Regions from separate parts of the Mus musculus genome. Here region 2 is linked to region 1. The links are chromatin loops, found by intact Hi-C in ENCODE. Cell type or tissue: left cerebral cortex. All regions are shown on one strand. Each heading gives the region's core, and the rest is flanking DNA. Links, peaks and the distances in the headings are about the cores only. Region 1 overlaps Gm51919 (a long non-coding RNA gene). Region 2 holds the start of Plcd3 (phospholipase C, delta 3).

Region 1 (8,326 bases), core at 223-8,222:
TTACAGATGGATGTGAGCCACCATGTGGGTGAAGGGAACTGAACCTGAGGCCTCTGCAAGAGCAACAAGTGCTTTTAGCTATTGAGCCATCTCTCTAATCCCGGGCTATTGAAATATGAAGTATTCAAATGAAATAAAAATTTGAGATTCAGTTCTTCAGTCAGACCATGCTACATTTCAAGAGCTCAGTAGCCCCTGGGGTTAGTGGTACCATACTGGAAGGGACAGATACAAACCACTTCCATCATCCAAGGAACTTCTGCTGGAGCCCGAAGGGCCTGGAATCTGGGTACTTGGGAGATGGAGGCAGGAGGATGCAGAGTTTAAGATCATCTTGAGTTACATAATGAACTTAAGGCTAACCTGAGCTAACAATATGGGATCCAGCCCTCCCCCGACCCCCAAGAAAACCAATGAGTAAATTCTGTTGGACACTGGTGGTCTAGCCGGTGAAGCGGGATGCCCAAGGGACTACTTATTCATGGGGAAGGATACACTTGGGAGAACCAAGAGTGGTACCTTCCCTGCCTTGCTGTAAAAGCAGAGTACACCGGGAGGTTGGGAAGACTTCATGGTAAAAAAGGCATTTGAAGCCCAGAGGTGGTGGTGGTGGTGGTGGTGGTGGTGGTGGTGGTGGTGGTGTGTGCCTTAAGTCCCAGCACTTGGGAGGCAGAAGCGGGTGGAGCTCTGTTCAAGGAGCCTGGTCTACAAATTGAGTTCTAGGACAGCCAGGTGACCAGAGTAAGAGGATAGAGCAAAGAGGGAGAGCAAGGTTTGGATAAGTGTCGTTGTATAAACAGTGATCAGACCAGCTGTGGCTACACACACCTTTAGTCTCAGTGCTCAGGAAGCAAGTACTAGGGAGGCAGGGGCAGGAGGATCTTTGTGAGCTCAAGGCCCACCTGGTTCACAGAGAGAGAGAGAGTTCTGGGCCAGCCAGGACTACATAGTGAGATCTCTGCTCCAAAAAAGATACAGGTGGGGAGGGGGTTTTAGAGATTTTATTTTAATGATTTATTTATTTATTTTATGTATATGAGTACACTGTCGCTGTCTTCAGACACAACAGAAGAGAGCATCAGATCCCATTACAGATGGTTGTGAGCCACCATGTGGTTGCTGGGATTTGAACTCAGGACCTCTGGAAGAACAGTTAGTGGTCTTAACCACTGACAATCGCTCTACCCTGTTTTAAAGTTTTTTTAAATATTAGTTTTGTTCACATGTATGTGTGTGTGAATAATGTATGCTACTTCTGTGCATGCCCATAAAAGCCAGAAGGGAATGTCAGATCTCCTGGTGCCTGAGTTATCAGAAATCTTTAGGATCATTTGGAAGTTTTTCTCATTTTCTTTGTAAAATTAAAATATTTATTTATTTATTTATTTACTTACTTACTTACTTGCTTGTTTACCTATAGGGGGTGATGAAGAGGTGACACAGAGGCTAAGAACACTCACAGTTCCTGCAGAAGACCTGTGCTTGGTTCTGAGTGTCCGCATGGTGACTCATAACTGTCTGTAACTCCAATTCCAGGGGATGTGATTCCTTCCTCCGGTCTGCAAGGGAACTGCAAAACACTATACATATAAAATAAAAATAATTCTTTTTCAAAACTAATCCTTTTTTTTTTTAATGCATGTTGCCACATGAGTGCAGTGCCAACAGAGGCCAGAAGGGGGCGTAAGATCCCTGGAGCTTGAATTACTGGAGGTTGTAAGAAGCCTAATTTACAGAACTGAGAACCAAATCTGGATCCTCTGGAAAGGCAATATATGCTCTTTACCAATGAGCATCTCTCGAGGCACACACTCCCCTCGTCTGCCTTCTTTCTTTCCTTTCTTTATTTTATTTATCTATTTTATGTATTTATTTATGTATTTATGTATTTATGTGTTTATTTGTTTGTTTGTTTGTTTGTTTAAAGATGGAGTTCTTTGACCCAGGCCTGCCACCATGCCCCAGTTTATGCAGTGCTGGAGATAGACCAGCATTCTACCGACATCCCCAGCACCTTTTTTTTTTTCTTAAACCAAAAACTAGTCAAGAACAGTTGAGGGCCTGCCCAAGGCTAGAGAAGGTGGGAACACGTGGGGTTTTGGGTTTTTTGTTTGTTGTTTGGTTGGTTTTTTTGAGACAGGGTTTCTCTTTGTTGACCTGGCTGTCCCAGAACTCACTCTGTAGACCAGGCTGGCCTCAAACTCAGAAATCTGCCTGCCACTGCCTCCCAAGTGTTAGGATTAAAGGCGTGCACCACCACTGCCCAGCCGGGGTTTTGGTTTTCAAGGGGAGGTGGGAACTGGCCCCAGTTACCAGTGAGGTACTGGAGAAACAGTGGCGCCACCACATGGACAGGAGGAAAGGGGAAAAAATGACTGACAGAAACAATGCCTCCATTCCAGATCTTCCAGCTCTGAGCAACATTGCTGAGGGAGTCTGGGCAGGAGGTGGAGTCAGAAACAACAGAGGACAGAGGGCTGGGCGCTGAGTGGCAGGCCCGAGGGGCGGGGGAGGCAGGGGCGCTGGGACCCAAGTCAACAGCCAGGAGAATCCAGGAGTGGTGGCCTGGGCTTGTAACCCCCACCCCACCCCAAACAAACAGAAGGACCTCTGGGGTTTCTGGCCAGCCAGCGGGGCCCCAGTGTGGAAACCTGTCTCAAAAATTAAGGCAGGCAGATTTCTTGAGGAAGGACTCCCAAGGCTGACCTCTGATGTCTACACACATGCGAGCACACAGGTACGCACACCTGCCGCTGCACACGCATGTGCGCTCACACTCACACGCCCCAAATAAGAGAAAGCCAGGCATGGAAGCAAGTGCCTTTAATCACAGCACTCAGGAGGCAGAGGCAGGCAGATCTCTGAGAGTCTGGGGCCAGCCAGGGTAACGCTCGAGTCCCTCGTCTCAAAATAAGTAAAGAAATCAAAGGAAAAAGACAGACATGATGAACGGACATCTGATCCCAGTCTAGCTGGTGCACCAGAGGAAATAAAGAGTCTGTGAGAAAAGAGACTCGCCGAGCACTGGGTACCACTGGATAAGTTAGTGTTAAGTTCCTGAAGGTGAAAAGGCCATGCTGATGCAAGACAGAGCTCTTGGGAAATAAATGCCCACTGCAGTATTTGCCAGCCGAGGGTCATGTGCTCGAGGCCCGGCTGGTGATTAAGTGGCCTTTAGTGAGTGCTAAGCACAGGCCCTCCGGCCTCCTCCTCAGAAGTCTTAGAATATATTTAATACACAGATAAAAGAGAACAAATAGGGCAAAATTTTAACGAAATCATTTTTTAAAACTTTTCTATAATCTTCCATATCCTAATAGCCACCCAAGTATGAGTTCAGATCACAACACTCACTACAAAAATAAAAAATAAAAAATAAAAAAACAGTATTCGTAGTGTCCGCCTGTAATCCAGAGTTGGAGAGGAGGAGAAGCCGGATCTCTGAGGCTGATCATCTAGCCAGTGCAGCCAATCAGTGAGCTCTAGATTCAGGGAAAGAAAATTCAAGTAAGGGCCTTAGGAAGTAAGGGTGCCTGCTGCCAAGCCTGCCGACTTGAGTTTAATCCCTGGGACCCACATGGTGGAAAGAGAGAACAGCACACATGCACACACACATACACACACAAACACACACACACACACACACACACACACAATATATATATATATATATATACATATATATATATATACACACATATATATACATATATACACACATATACATATACACACATATACATACACACACACATATATATACATATATACACACATACATATACACATAAATATACATATATACACACATATACATATACACACATATATATACACACATACACACACATATACATATATACACACATACATATATACACACATATACATATACACACATATACATATATACATACACACACACACACATATATATATATATATATATATTTTTTTTTTTTTTTTTAAGTACTCCAGTGGTGATGCCGGTGGTGATGGTGGTAGCTGTGCATACCTTCAACCTCAGCACTCAGAGAGCAGAGGCAGGAGGGTCTCTTCGGTTCAAAACCAGCCTGGTCTAAGAGCAAATTCCATGACATCCAGGGCTCACAGAGAAACTGTGCCTTTCGGGGAGGGGGGTGGCAATTAAGGTGAAAGAGCCTGGAAGGTGGCTCAGCAAGTGTGAAGCCTGGTAGGTGAGAAGAGACTCCTAAATGTTGTACACACACACACGCTTTGCCACACACAAAAATTATCCAAGTAGCATAGGTCTGGAATCCCAGCAGAACAGCTCCAAGTCTCAGGTTTACCCGAGCTGTGGAGCAAATTCAAGCCACTCGTGAGACCCATCTCAAAAGTAAAAATACAGCTAGCCTGACATGGTGAAGCAGGCCTTGTGAACTGAAGCCAGCCTGGTCTACAATGTGAGCTCCAGGACAGTCAGGCTAAAGAGACTGCACAGCGGTACTGTGCTTGCTAGCATGCGCGAAGTCCTGAGTTCAATCCACTCTAGCCTCAAAGTCTGCAGGCAAAAAAAAAAAAAAAAAAAAAAAAAAAAAAAAAAAAAAAAAAGCAAAACAGCTATCCAAACCAGGAATCTCCCAAAGTTAGAGATGTTATTGTTTATTTCGCTTCCAGAGCTGGCCGAGAACCAGCAGTGTCCCGGGAGCACGCGGTAGAATGAGGGGCACAGGTGGCCGGAAAGGCAGAGTCCTCTCGCTTCAGAGCATTCCTGCCTGCCGACATTTTCTGATCTGACAGCTGGAGTGGCCAAGGACCCAGGCCAGGACTCACCGACAGGGTCCCCGGGCTGTGCGGACCCGGACGGCAGGTGGCGCTGTTGAGTCAACACTGGCAGAACCTGACTGAGCGCCATGGGAACCTGGAGCGGGTCAGCCATTGGATTTTCTTCCAGAACCCAGGGCCCAGGAGCTGTGTGTAGCCTCGCTGACACTCCCCGGACCCGGCCTCCAGCTCTCAGGCTGCCAGCCTTTCCTATGACTTCCCTCCCTACAGCCGATGCCCCAAGGCCACCAACCCCTCACAGGATGCCAAGTGGAGGACAGAGGAGGAGGCATGGGCAGGCTTCATTCAATTCCTGGCTCTAGAGTCTAAGTAGCAAATTAATCTTCCCCTTCCCTCCGCCCTGTCCTCCCTCCTCCCTTTCCTCCTCCTGGGCAGCTCTATCTAAGTCGTTCAAAACAAACATGTTTTCAGCCCATCCCACGCTTGCCCTGCTGGGACCTATTCAGAAACGCTAAGTCCTGGACTCCAGTTCCTTCTGTGGGATCCAGGGGGCAGGGTAGACATGGGAAAGGGCTGACAGCAGGTCTAGGTGCTGGGGTGGAGGAGGGGCAGGCAATACAGTCTTCCTGCAGTCTCCGAAGCAGGGACTTTCAGCTCTCTACTGGCCTACCCACGTTCAGCTCTCTGCTGGCCTTCCACAACTTTTCTGAGTTCCCTTCGGGAGATTTACCCGATGCACCGATGCACGCAAGGCTGACAGAGCTTGTCTGGGACCACCAAAGGTGCCAATATCTATGGTGACTTGTGCAAAGGTCCAGGTCTACCAGTGCTTTTTAGTAACATTTCCCAACATCGCGGGACTCCTCGTTCTTCTTTGGGATCAGCAGTTTACCTGGGATAAAATTCCCTTACTGAATTTGTCTCACCAGACCCATCCAGTGTTCTTCTTCCTGGGGCCTTACTTCTACCGGGACTGGGGGACAGGGAGGCCAAGACCCTGTAATAGGCTCACAGTGTGTTCTTTTTCAAATGTATCTTATTTATTTATTTATTTATTTATTTATTTATTTTAGGTTTTTCAAGATAGGTTTTCTCTGTGTAGCCTTGGCTGTCTTGGAACAGACCAGGCTGGCCTTGAGCTCAGAAATCTACCTGCTTCTGCCTGAGTGTTGGGACTAAAGGTACCACCACTGCCAGGCTCTTAAAAGAAATTCTTTAGGTGACAGAATTTGTCCTTGGCATTTAAGAGACTTCTGGGCAGAGGAGGAAAGAGGGGAGGAAAAGAAAAATAGAGGGGACAAGGATAAGGAGGAGGGAAAGATTATTTTGACTTTTTTTTTTTAATTGTGACTTCTTTAGAGTCAATTTCTCATGCATAAAATACAGTTGACATAGTGGTAGCAGTGGTGTCCTTAATCCCAGCACCTAGGAGGCAGAGACAGGCAGATCTTTGTGATTCTGAGGAATGTCTGCTCTACATAGTGAACTCCAGGCCAGCCAAGAGCTAACCGAGTAAGCCTCTGACAAAACAAACATGGAAACCTCATCCTAATGAAGCTGACGTGAGAAAAATAAAAGATGGGTTTCAAGCACTTGGTCATGACCTTTAACCTGGTTGGGGGGGGTGTCTTTGTTTGTTTGTTTGTTTGTTTGTGTTTTAGTTTGGTTTCCTTGAGACAAGGTCTTATGCAGTCTAGGCTATCTCCAAACCACTATGAAGCTGAGGCCAGCCTTCTCTTCTGATCCTCCTACCTCCACTCTAAGAAAGGCTGGGATGACAAGTGGATACCGTGACACCTGGCTTTCCAACAGATTGAATTTTAGAAAGGGAAGGAAAACAGTAACCAGGCCAGGAGTAGCAGCCTGTGGATCTCAACACTCACAGGCTCAGGCAAGGCAGAGAGTTCAAAGCCAGCCTGGACTACATAGGAAAATGAAGTGTGCCGGGCAGTGGTGGCACACACCTTTAATCCCAGCACTCAGGAGGCAGAGGCAGGCAGATTTCTGAGTTCGAGGCCAGCCTGGTCTACAGAGTGAGTTCCAGGACAGCCAGGGCTATACAGAGAAACCCTGTCTCAAAAAACCAACAAGCAAACAAACAAACAAATAAATAAAGGAAAATGAAGTGTTGCTGATTTTTGTTTGGGTTTACTGTCATTTGTTTCTAGACAAGATCTTGCTGTAGCCCTCAAACTCAAAGAGATATGCCTTACTTTGGCTTCCCAAGTACTGGGATAAAAATGTGCAAAGCCATGCCTGGATTTACTTTGTATTTATTACTACTGTGTGTATGTACATGGTATATATGTGAATGTGCGTATATGATGCTGTGCTGGGGCGGAAGCCAGAGGATAACTGCAGAGTCACTTCTCTTTTCTCACTCTGTTGGGCCGGCACCTTATCCCAAGAGTCATTTCACCAGCCCCATAGCTACGGTTTACAGGTGAAATGTCTGCAGAGGCCCCTGTGTGGAGGCTTGGTCCCTCTTGGTGGATGCTTTTGGAATTAGTAGCAGCTTTTTTGTTTGTTTGTTTGTTTTTCGAGACAGGGTTTCTCTGTGTAGCCTTGGCTGTCCTCGAACTCAGAAATCCGCCTGCCTCTGCCTCCCGAGTGCCGGGATTAAAGGCGTGCGCCACCAGGCCCGGCTTAGTAGCAGCTTTGGGAGGTGAATTCTATAGCTAAGGCAAGTCGTTGCAAGGTGTATGTTTTGAAGATTATACCCAGATCCTGTTTCTGCCTCCATTTCTGCTTCCTGCCCACTGTGAGGTAAACAGCGCCCGCCTACCCCCACCACTCACCACCACCACAACGTCCTGCTTCCCACAGACCCAGAGTCAACAGAGCTAAGAATGATGGACTGAGGTCTCTCTGAAACTGTGAGCCAAAATAAGTCATTTCTGCCCTTGAAGTTGTTTTTCTTGTGTATTTATCACAGTGCCAAAATAATAAACACAGGAGGAAGCAATGACAACTAGAAGGAAACTAACAATGTCTGGAGCTGGAGATGTAACAAGGGATTAGAGTGCTTGCCTAGCACGCAGAAAGCCCTGGGTTTGAGCCCCACCATTGCATATACTGGGCATGGTGGCACGTATACCATACTACGGTGGATCACATGTCTGTACTGCCAGCATGTGGAACAAGGAAGAAGGAAAATCAAAAATGTAAAGTCTTTCTTAGCTACATAGCAAGTTCAAGACCAACCTGAGATACAAGAGATTCTGTCTAATTAATTGATTAATTAATTAAATGTTGACTGGCATGGTAGTCCAGGCCTTTAGTCCTAGCACTCAAGAAGCAGAGGTAAGAGGGTCTCTAAGTTACAGGCCAGCCAAAGATAATAACCACTACCATAGTGAGGCTCTCGAAAGCGGGGGGAGGGGCCTGGAGAGATGATTCAGCCCTTAACTGCTCTTCCAGAACCGCACTGGGCTTCCAGCACCCATGCCAGGCAGTCCACAGCTCCCTTTAACTCCAAGGAATCTAACACCCTCTGGCCTCTGAGGGTTCCGGCACAAACATGGTATACATAGACTCATGAAAACACTACGAATAAATAATTTTTTAGAAAGAAAAGAAA
Region 2 (8,326 bases), core at 220-8,219, 57 kb after region 1:
CTCCCTCCCCCCTTTGGTGGGGTCAGAGATTGAGTCAAGAGCCGTATGCTTCCTAGGGAAATGCCCTATTGCTGAACTATACCCCCAGCCCAAGCCCAGATATTTTATAATCTATAAAACAGATTATAATTTCAACTGGGCAATTTAGTAAGACCTTGTCTCAAACAGAAAGACGGGGCTGACTATCCTTCCTTGATTAGGAATCCCTAGTATTGGGGTGGAGGTGGGGGTAGGGAATCCTTTGCATTTCAAGTGGGTAAAAGGTAAAGGGGGGGGGGATCGTTGAAGAATGCTCTGAGGGGAAAGGTGGCAGTGTTGAAATCCTTGTCACCAGGGCTCAGATCCACCATACCCAGTGGGTTAAAGAGTCACACCAGGGATCCCCAAGTAGAGCAGCTAGGCCCATTCCTGGTATAACCACACCAGGCTTCTCTCTAGGGTGGGCACCAGCTGACTTGGGGCCACCTGTGCTCCATCCCTTGCTGTTTAGCCGTCATAGAGATAGCAAGAGAGCCCATTTGAGGAGACCACTGGGTACTGGGCACCATGAAAGCAGTTCAGGAAAGGTCTTCCATGTTATGTGCCCTCTGGTAAGCTAACTTCTCACACCTCTGTTTCCCCTTCTGTGAGAGGGAAATAAAGCCAGGTGTGGTGGTGGACACCTATAATCCCAGCGCTTGGGAGGCTGGGGCTAGAAGATTATACATTTTAAGCCTTTGTCTTGCCACAAGCAAATAGACAAAAGCCAAGCCTGTAGGCCACACGGGGGTGGGGGGAGGAGAAAAGGAATGAAGGGAGGTGGAAGGGGTGGGGTGGGTGGGAGAGAATATCAGCAAATTAGTAGCAAGCCAGTAGGCGGCCAGGCAGAGAGGGATTGGTCCTCCACTCCTAGCATGCCCTTCCCACACTCCCTCAGGGCGTAAACACTCCCACTGGGTGGCTTTAACCCCACCCAGCACTTTTCGGGCAGAGGCAGAAGGATCTCTGAGTTCAAAGCCAACCTGGTCTACAAAGGGAGCTCCAGGCCAGCCAAGGCTACACAGAGAAACCCTGTCTTGGAAAAAAAAAACTAATTAATTAATTACAGTAATTAATTAATTAAAATAGAGGTCTCACTATTCTCTGCACAAAGCAGTGGACAGTTGGGAGTCACGGGGCCCAAGCCAGAAGCAGCTGGCTGAGGAACCAAGAGTAGACTTCTGAGGTAATCTCCACTCTTGACATGAAGGAAGGACTCACCTGCTTGAGTGGCTGGGGCTTGCTCTCCAGGCTCTGTAGCCTCCTGTGAACGTCCTTCATGCTTTCCTGCATGGCCCGGACTGTCCCCACCAGCCATGTGTCCAACTCCTGTGGGCCTATCAGGCCGCCTCCCAACCCCTCTGTGGAGCACAGAAACACAGGGAAAGGACTCAGGAGTCAAGATGCACGATCTGGGGCAGCTCCAGCGAGGGTAAAAATGCCCTTTTCCCACCCCGCACTGGGACCTTGAGCAGGCCTGGCACAGGACAGTAAGCAGGCATTGGAGTGTGGCCACTGGGTGTGTGGCTGTGTGACTCTGGGCAAACCATTCATCTCTCTGGCCTTGTCTTAGCTCCTAAAGATGGTGTCTTCCTCACACCCTATCTGCTCAGAGGAACTACTTAGGAAAGGTACCCCTTTGGAGATTTAGCACACAATAAGTTCTAGACAAGCACAAGGCAAACAGAGCTAGCTCACTGTCTTCCCCTGAGAATTCCAAATGGCAGGCAGAGAGAAAGAGCAACTTCCCAGTGCCATATACCCGTCTACAAGTCGCCTGGCTTCGCTGAGGGTGCAGAGGCCAGCGATCTCAGGAAGTGCCAGCACTGGAATTTTGCTCCAGGCAGGCATTTGGCTGCTGGGTAGCCCTCCCGGGCTGCTCTCCAGCGGCCCCATTCGACTTTAACCTTTGTCCTGACTGGGAGCCCAGGGAAAGCCTAGGGTCCTAAGAACGAGGTCAGGGTAGGAAGCTCTCACCCTTCTCCCCAGTGGACTCGGGGCTGCTCCTGGTGGTCAGCTCTCTGCCAGCTGCTTCCTTCTGCTCTGCCCAAACCTGCTGAGCTGAGGAGTCCCAGATCCCAGGGGGGAGGTGGCACAACTCGGGCTCAGCAGCAACGGGGGACAAGACAGGCAGTCTCACCAACTCTGGCTCTAGCTGTTCCACGGAGTCACAGAAAACCTCCAGGTCCAGGTCTCTGGGTGGCCGGGACTCTGGAAGAGAGAAAAGGAAAGGAAGGCTTGTAGGAAGGACAGCTGCACTTGGGGCTGGCGGGGCAGGGGGGGGGGCACTCCCTGCCTTTGGGAGGAGGGGGGAGAGTGGGCCACCGAGTACCAAGTCCTTCCTCAGGAGACCCAGAGTTCTTCCATAGCAGGTACGATGGGACCAAGATATGAGACCCTGCAGAGAGTCTCAGAGCTTCCCCTTGGCCTCTGAGAGCACAGGAAGTCTCAGTGTCCCTGGGCATGCGATACGAAGGGGACAGCATGGCATCCAGCTTCTCCTCCCCTGCAAGTGTCCCTTCCCAGTCTAGGTATGGTCCTGTATCCCTCCCGCTCAGCAGCAAACCTGGACTTGGAGGCACTGGCTCCTTGGGGACACAAGAAGGCTCTGGAGCCGCCTGATCCTCTCTCTGCACCAACGGCTCCTTCCAACCTGTCAAGACACAGCACTCAGACTCAAAGGTGGGGCAGGGAAGAAGCTGGCATCTTCCAGTGAGAGAAAGTCCCTTGTCCCCATTAGTCATGCATACTGGCTGATAACAGGGGCACCGACTCAGGTCCGCACAGAAACCACACCTACAGCTCTTGGTTCCTGCTGCCCTACAGCTGACAACCACCCAACAGCCTAGACCCGAGACAGTTCACTCTATTGTTATCAGGGCTCCCATTCTGGAGATCTGACCTGTGGCCCTTCTCAAGAAGGTTTCTGGGGGCCTCGGCATGTCAGGGATCACCTGGTACAGGGGCTCGAAATAACCAAACATATCCTCTGCCACCTCGCCCAGGGGCACTGTGTCGATCACCTGTGCAGGAAGGGGTTCTAATGGAGCAAGCTGGTCCCGCCCGTTACCACCCACAAACCCCCTCTCCAGCTTTGCCCCGAACTACCTCCTTTCCATACACTTCCACCTCGTATCAGTCAGGATCAAACAGAATTGGGGGTTAAGGGCAACAGAAAAGGGATTTCCAAAAAAAAATCAATGGATAGAAAACATGGAAGCACATCCCTGGAAGACTGAGGGGCAAGCCACCCTTAGGGACAGAGCACCACAGCCCTCACTACCTTCTGTGCCACCAGCTTCATCTCAGAGATGTAGGCAGACATGGCTTCCTCCCTGCTCATCTTGCCTGTTCCAGGCATCCCTAGGAGGCAGAGGTCCATGAGAAGTCTGGGTGACAGATGAGGCATTTGTACCCTGCAGGAGGGGAGCTCACCACTTGTAACGTCCAATGGGGTCCCAGAACCCAGGCCGGGGGACCAGGCAGGGCCCCATGGTAGCCTGCTTGTAGTAGCTGTAGAATCGCAGCATCTCTTCATAGGAGGGGCGGTAAGAGCCTGAGCAGAGGGTTGGGAAGGGGAGGGTACCTCATCAGCCCCAGGTCCAAAAGGGAGGAGGCTGCACCTTGGAAGGGCAAAGGTGGCCCCGGATTTCACTCATAGCATCTAAGACAGGAAGCAGAGGGGACCCCACCACAGCCTAGGGAGGAACTTGTTTGTCAACATTTGCAGGGTACAGGCCCAGTTTCATCTCATCTCGGGGTCGGAGCCCAACCATCGTGAACCCTAAAATGCTGATCTGTACAGGCTCACCATTCTTAGGCAGGTTCTGAATGACGCTGACTGCTGCCTGGAACTGTTTTTGACAGTCGGGCTCTTCCTTCTCGGTACCCATGCTGCTTCGAGCTCTGGAGCCCTACTTTGAAGCGACTCTGCAAGAGTGAGTGTCAATGTGACCAGGCTTCATGGTCCACGGTGGCATCCTAAGTAAGCCACCGGACCGGTTCCCAGAGGGGCAAACTTAGTCCTAAGAACGGATCGCTATCCCAGGAGGCCAGAAGTTGAGCTGAGAAGGCTCCTTCTCCTACCTCAAGGCAGCGCCAATGAGGCCAGGGTGGCGAGGACCACCAACTTGGCCATGAGTGGGAGGGGAGGCAGGTGGCAAGGGTCTCAGAGCCACGTACGTCCCCGGATGCACCTCTCTAGACACCCATTTCCAATTCCTGAACAGGCGAATCAGCGAACGAGGAGGAGTCAGGATGGGACGAACAGCCTTCAACCCTGGCTCCCCGCGCCCCAGCCTCTCACTCACCCCTAGGCGCCCACTGCCAGGACACCAGGGTCCTCTTCTCATCACTCACCAGAGGCTTCCGATTGACCTCTTGTTCCAGAGGGGCAGGGATAGGGCGGGATACAGAGCTAGGAGAAAAGCCAACCAGAGGCACCGTTTCGTATTGGTCTTTTATACCCTAACCAGTAAGGAAGGCTCTTTCAAGATTATGCAAATAATGCTATCCTGCCTCGCCCAGCCAGGCGGGGCTAATTTATGGGTGGCACTCCGCACCGCGCGACAGCCCGAGGCGGGCTGCAGCGCCTCCCGGTGGACACACTGATGGTCGCAGAGTCCTCGCGCCCCCTGGTGGAAACCCACGGGAGTGGGTTGATTGATGCGGGCTCCGCCTGTCCGAGGCACCTCGACTCAGCTCTTGGAACACGTCTACGCTGGCAATAGAGGAGAGTCCTGGAGCCCGGCGTTCCGCAGAAAGGACACTGGAGCTGAGTTTTGGAAAAAGTAAGAGTGAACCAGAAAAATAACAACAAAAAAAAGGAACACTCCTGGAAGGAATCAAGAGATCAAGCAGAGGCGAAGGTTTGACAAATAGTAAGCAAATTTAAGATCGCAGTGGTGATGGGGACTTAAGCTAGTATGAAGAATTGTCGGGACTTGGATAAATGAGGAAAGAATACAGCGGGACAAGTAGATGGAGATTCTAGGACCCGAAACTCGCTACTTTTAGCGTGGGAAGCCTGGCTGTAGGTCGCGTCCAAGTGACAATATTCGACCAGCTCGCTGCCCCTATCCAAAGCTCGTGCTTGAAAGCCACATGCACACTCCACCCTTTCGCATTCACAAGGGTACGTCTAACACTACACCGGCACCCGTACAAGGAGGTTTTCCTTGGCTGACGTCATCAACACCTTGGCAGAGTGTTGTGCAGATCCCTTGACCAAGGATGGAGTGTCGCTCTGGGGTACCAAGCTTCTGGAACTCTAAACTTAGTCTCATCTTAGTCTTCAGATCGGTTGGCCGCAAGGCATCCACCTTTGAGGACTGGCTATTGGCCCCGAGCCCGGAGATTAATTCATGACGTCACTGCCCGAGCCTCTCGTCCCCATTCCTGCGCAGCTCTGCTTCAGAATTCTATGGGTTTCCTCCGTACTAGGACCCTGTGGCCCGGGACGATCTCCTATAGATCTGTCCCTTGTCTGGCTCCCTAAGGGACCCGGCTAAGGTGGATGGACTAGGGTCCTGAGTTCCCAGAAAAAATGTGTCTGCGCCGGAGGACAAACCTATCCCTCCGGGAAATTCAATTCCCTTCAACAGGGACTCTGGCCAATGGTAGAAAGGAGATCCGGGGACCTCTAAGGAAATGGAAAGACCGACTCACTAGTAGGGGCGAACGCGTAGACACCAGGGCGCGCAGCTCCAGGCCTGGGGTCCCGCAGGCGCCTCGCACCGCCTAAGTTCGGCCTCGCTCCGCCCACCTCCACCTCGTCCCTCCCTCTCTCCCTCCTCCCGAGGTCTCCTCCTCCTGACTCCTAGGGCGCCGCTAAGTTTCTTAGCTCCGGACCGCGCCGCGGGCTGTGTTCCCGTTGCCCGGTTCTCACGCACAGATCCCGGGCCTGGCCCTGGGCCCTTCGAGACCATGCTGTGCGGTGGCTGGAAAAGGAGTCGCCGCTCGCCGGAGGAATCCCGGGTGTCCGCCCAGGTCGCAGCGCCCCTCGCGTTCCCGCCCTCGCCCGCGTCGTCGGACAGCAGCACCAAAAGGCCTGGGCTACGGGCACTGAAGAAGATGGGTCAGTGACACACAAGGATGGGTCCGGGTGGGCGCGCACTGTCTCTAGGGACAACCTGGACGGAGCGGGGTGTACGGGCCACCTGGTTTGCCAGGGTGCTTGGAATTGGGGAGGATCTGACCAGGAGCACCAGCACTGTTCCAGTTGGGGTTCACACCTGGGGTCATCAGACTTCCAGGCTGTTTTAGAAGGCTTGGATGCCCCCGGTGCATTCTCACCGGGAGGCGCTCGCGGGGCCGTGCTGGGGTGAGAATTTGGGACTCGGGGCATGGATAGGGTTGCTGGAGAGTGAGGAGAATGGACTGAGAGATAAAGCTTGGAGTTAGGTTGGGGATGTAGCTCAATCGGTAGAGCTCTTAGCTCTGGGTTAGATCCCCAGTATCACAACGACTTACTGTTGTTAATCTCCCAGCACTGGCGAGGTGTCAGTAGGAGGATCAGGAGTTCAAGGTCATTCTCTGCTACAAAGTAAAGTGTGTGTGTGTGTGTGTGTGTGTGTGTGTATGAGTCTGGGGTCTATGAGACTCTGTTTCAAAAAAAAAAAAAAAAATACAATGCCAGGCAGTGGTGGCGCGCGCCTTTAATCCCAGCACTCGGGAGGCAGAGGCACGCGCACGCGGAGGTACGTACATTCATCTCCCAAGTGCTACTTGAGGTCTGTGGGCATCTTACAGCACCTGCTGTTCTTGATCCTGAGGGGCTGTTTACAGATGGCCTCTGCGAGATTCTAGACACCCAAGCCAGCCCTGTAACCCTCAGGTCTTCTCTGCCAGCAGTAACAAAGCCCTGGCAAGACCCGGGGCAATGGTGCGAAACAGTCCAGCTTCCTATTTCAGAGGTGAGAGGGAAGTCACTAGTCTTCAAGGAGCCCTCGAGTCGGCTCAATACCGCTGTGGTTTGCAGGTGTGGTGCTAAGCTCACCTTCCTGAGGTAGGTGTCCTGCACCCCATTTCACAGAGGAGGAAACTGACTCAGACATCAAAGAATCTAGTCGGGGCCACTCAGACTGTGTGCCATCCCAACCTACACGCTCAGAGTCTCGGCAAAATGGGACTCCCTGGGCTTGAACAAGGAGCATTTTATAAACTGTGAAGTGCAGGAAACTGAAGTGGTTTCTCAGGACTGTCAACCTGGTGACAGAACTCAGGGGTCCCAGATGCCAGCCTCCCCGGCTTCCCTCTCAGCTGTGCCCTCCTCTTCCTCATTCCACCAGAATGTATTGGATGTCCTCACCATGAGCATTGTGCCTGGGGCAGCTCTTCATCCTTCTCCGGTCCAGTCATTCAAGAAGTCAATATTTACCTACCATACAACAACAAACACAGCACACGCGGGCCTGTCCAAAGAGAGCTAAACAGCTCAGTACTGCTGTCAGAAGACGGACCTTGAGGGAAAGAGTCAGGGAGGGAGGAGCGGACTGTGATGCTGGGGAGGCAGAGAGGACCCCACTGAACCCCAGAGCTGGATGGAAGCTCATGTGAAGAGGAGAGAGGTAGACAGACACCTTAGAGTTTCTCTGAAGTTTGGGTGGTGCTAAGGGTCCCAGAAAATCCACTGGCTGAGTTAGAGGAGCAGATGGATAATAGGGTGGTCAAATAGGGCTGAAAGGAGGCAGGGAGTAGCTCGTGAAGAGGTGTTGGGGTTCAGGTGAGAGAGGCACAGAAGAGGAGGACGCACAGGCACGAGGAGGAGACAGGGTGGTGGCTGTCTAATATGAAGTCAGCCGTCTCTGGCTAGAGGTGGCACTAGTGGGGTTGGCTGTGTAAGATGATCTGCCACGGAGGCAGGACAGGGCTCTCGGGAGAAGCAGCCTGAGCCGTTGGCCCCTGGGGGTCGTGGATGCTGCTGGGGACAGAAAGGAAGCTTCCCACACCTGGGGCCATTTGCTGAGCCCCCGTCAGTGGCCACAGCACTAGGCCAGGGGCCGAGGCCACCAAGCAGGACAACTGAGGCTTGCCCTAGAGGTACACAGTGTAATAAGAAGAGACTTGTGGACACATAATTACGGGAGCGCCCAACTGAGTGTGTGTCAGCTGAGCGAGGCTGCACGGGAGCCCTGTGGAGCTCATCCTGAAACTATGGACTTACCAGCATGTCATCGTGCCCTCCCTGCCACTGGCTGAGTGACTGCTGAGTGACCACACAGAGTGTTGTAAGGAATGCCACCTCCTCAAGCAGTGCTGAGCCCACAATGGCTGAGGCCTAGGCCTGTCACCCACGTAGCCTCCATCC

Evidence for each region. Hi-C counts contacts between places; a loop is a spot of excess contacts. Peaks named below come from ENCODE experiments on the same cell type or tissue, not always from the same donor. Only the 100,000 strongest peaks of a DNase experiment are listed, where the experiment ranks them.
Region 2: it touches region 1 in a loop (11-fold over the local background); 34 of 42 quality-filtered maps call a loop at or near these places.

What each region holds. Positions count from the first base shown.
Region 1 is chr11:103,155,693-103,164,018 of GRCm38, reverse strand. Gm51919 (a long non-coding RNA gene) reads left to right here. Exons shown (of 3, transcript XR_003949776.1): 3 at 1,421-1,620. Among named protein-coding and RNA genes, the nearest start is that of Gm51919, 11 kb to the left of the region's middle. In left cerebral cortex, for the core only: CTCF peaks have their summits at 1,674 (motif pointing right), 2,341 and 4,804 (motif pointing right); DNase peaks (open chromatin) are centred at 4,834 and 5,257; H3K4me3 peaks cover 410 bases; H3K27ac peaks cover 506 bases.
Region 2 is chr11:103,099,148-103,107,473 of GRCm38, reverse strand. It overlaps Plcd3 (phospholipase C, delta 3), which reads left to right and starts at 5,816. Exons shown (of 15, transcript NM_152813.3): 1 at 5,816-6,094. The coding sequence starts at 5,944. Acbd4 (acyl-Coenzyme A binding domain containing 4) reads right to left here and starts at 5,786. Exons shown (of 11, transcript NM_025988.2): 1 at 5,686-5,786; 2 at 4,378-4,792; 3 at 3,830-3,948; 4 at 3,454-3,574; 5 at 3,368-3,381; 6 at 3,302-3,366; 7 at 2,921-3,041; 8 at 2,585-2,671; 9 at 1,996-2,229; 10 at 1,240-1,379. The coding sequence starts at 3,911. In left cerebral cortex, for the core only: a CTCF peak has its summit at 4,624 (motif pointing left); DNase peaks (open chromatin) are centred at 3,815, 4,579, 5,253 and 5,751; H3K4me3 peaks cover 3,143 bases; H3K27ac peaks cover 2,526 bases.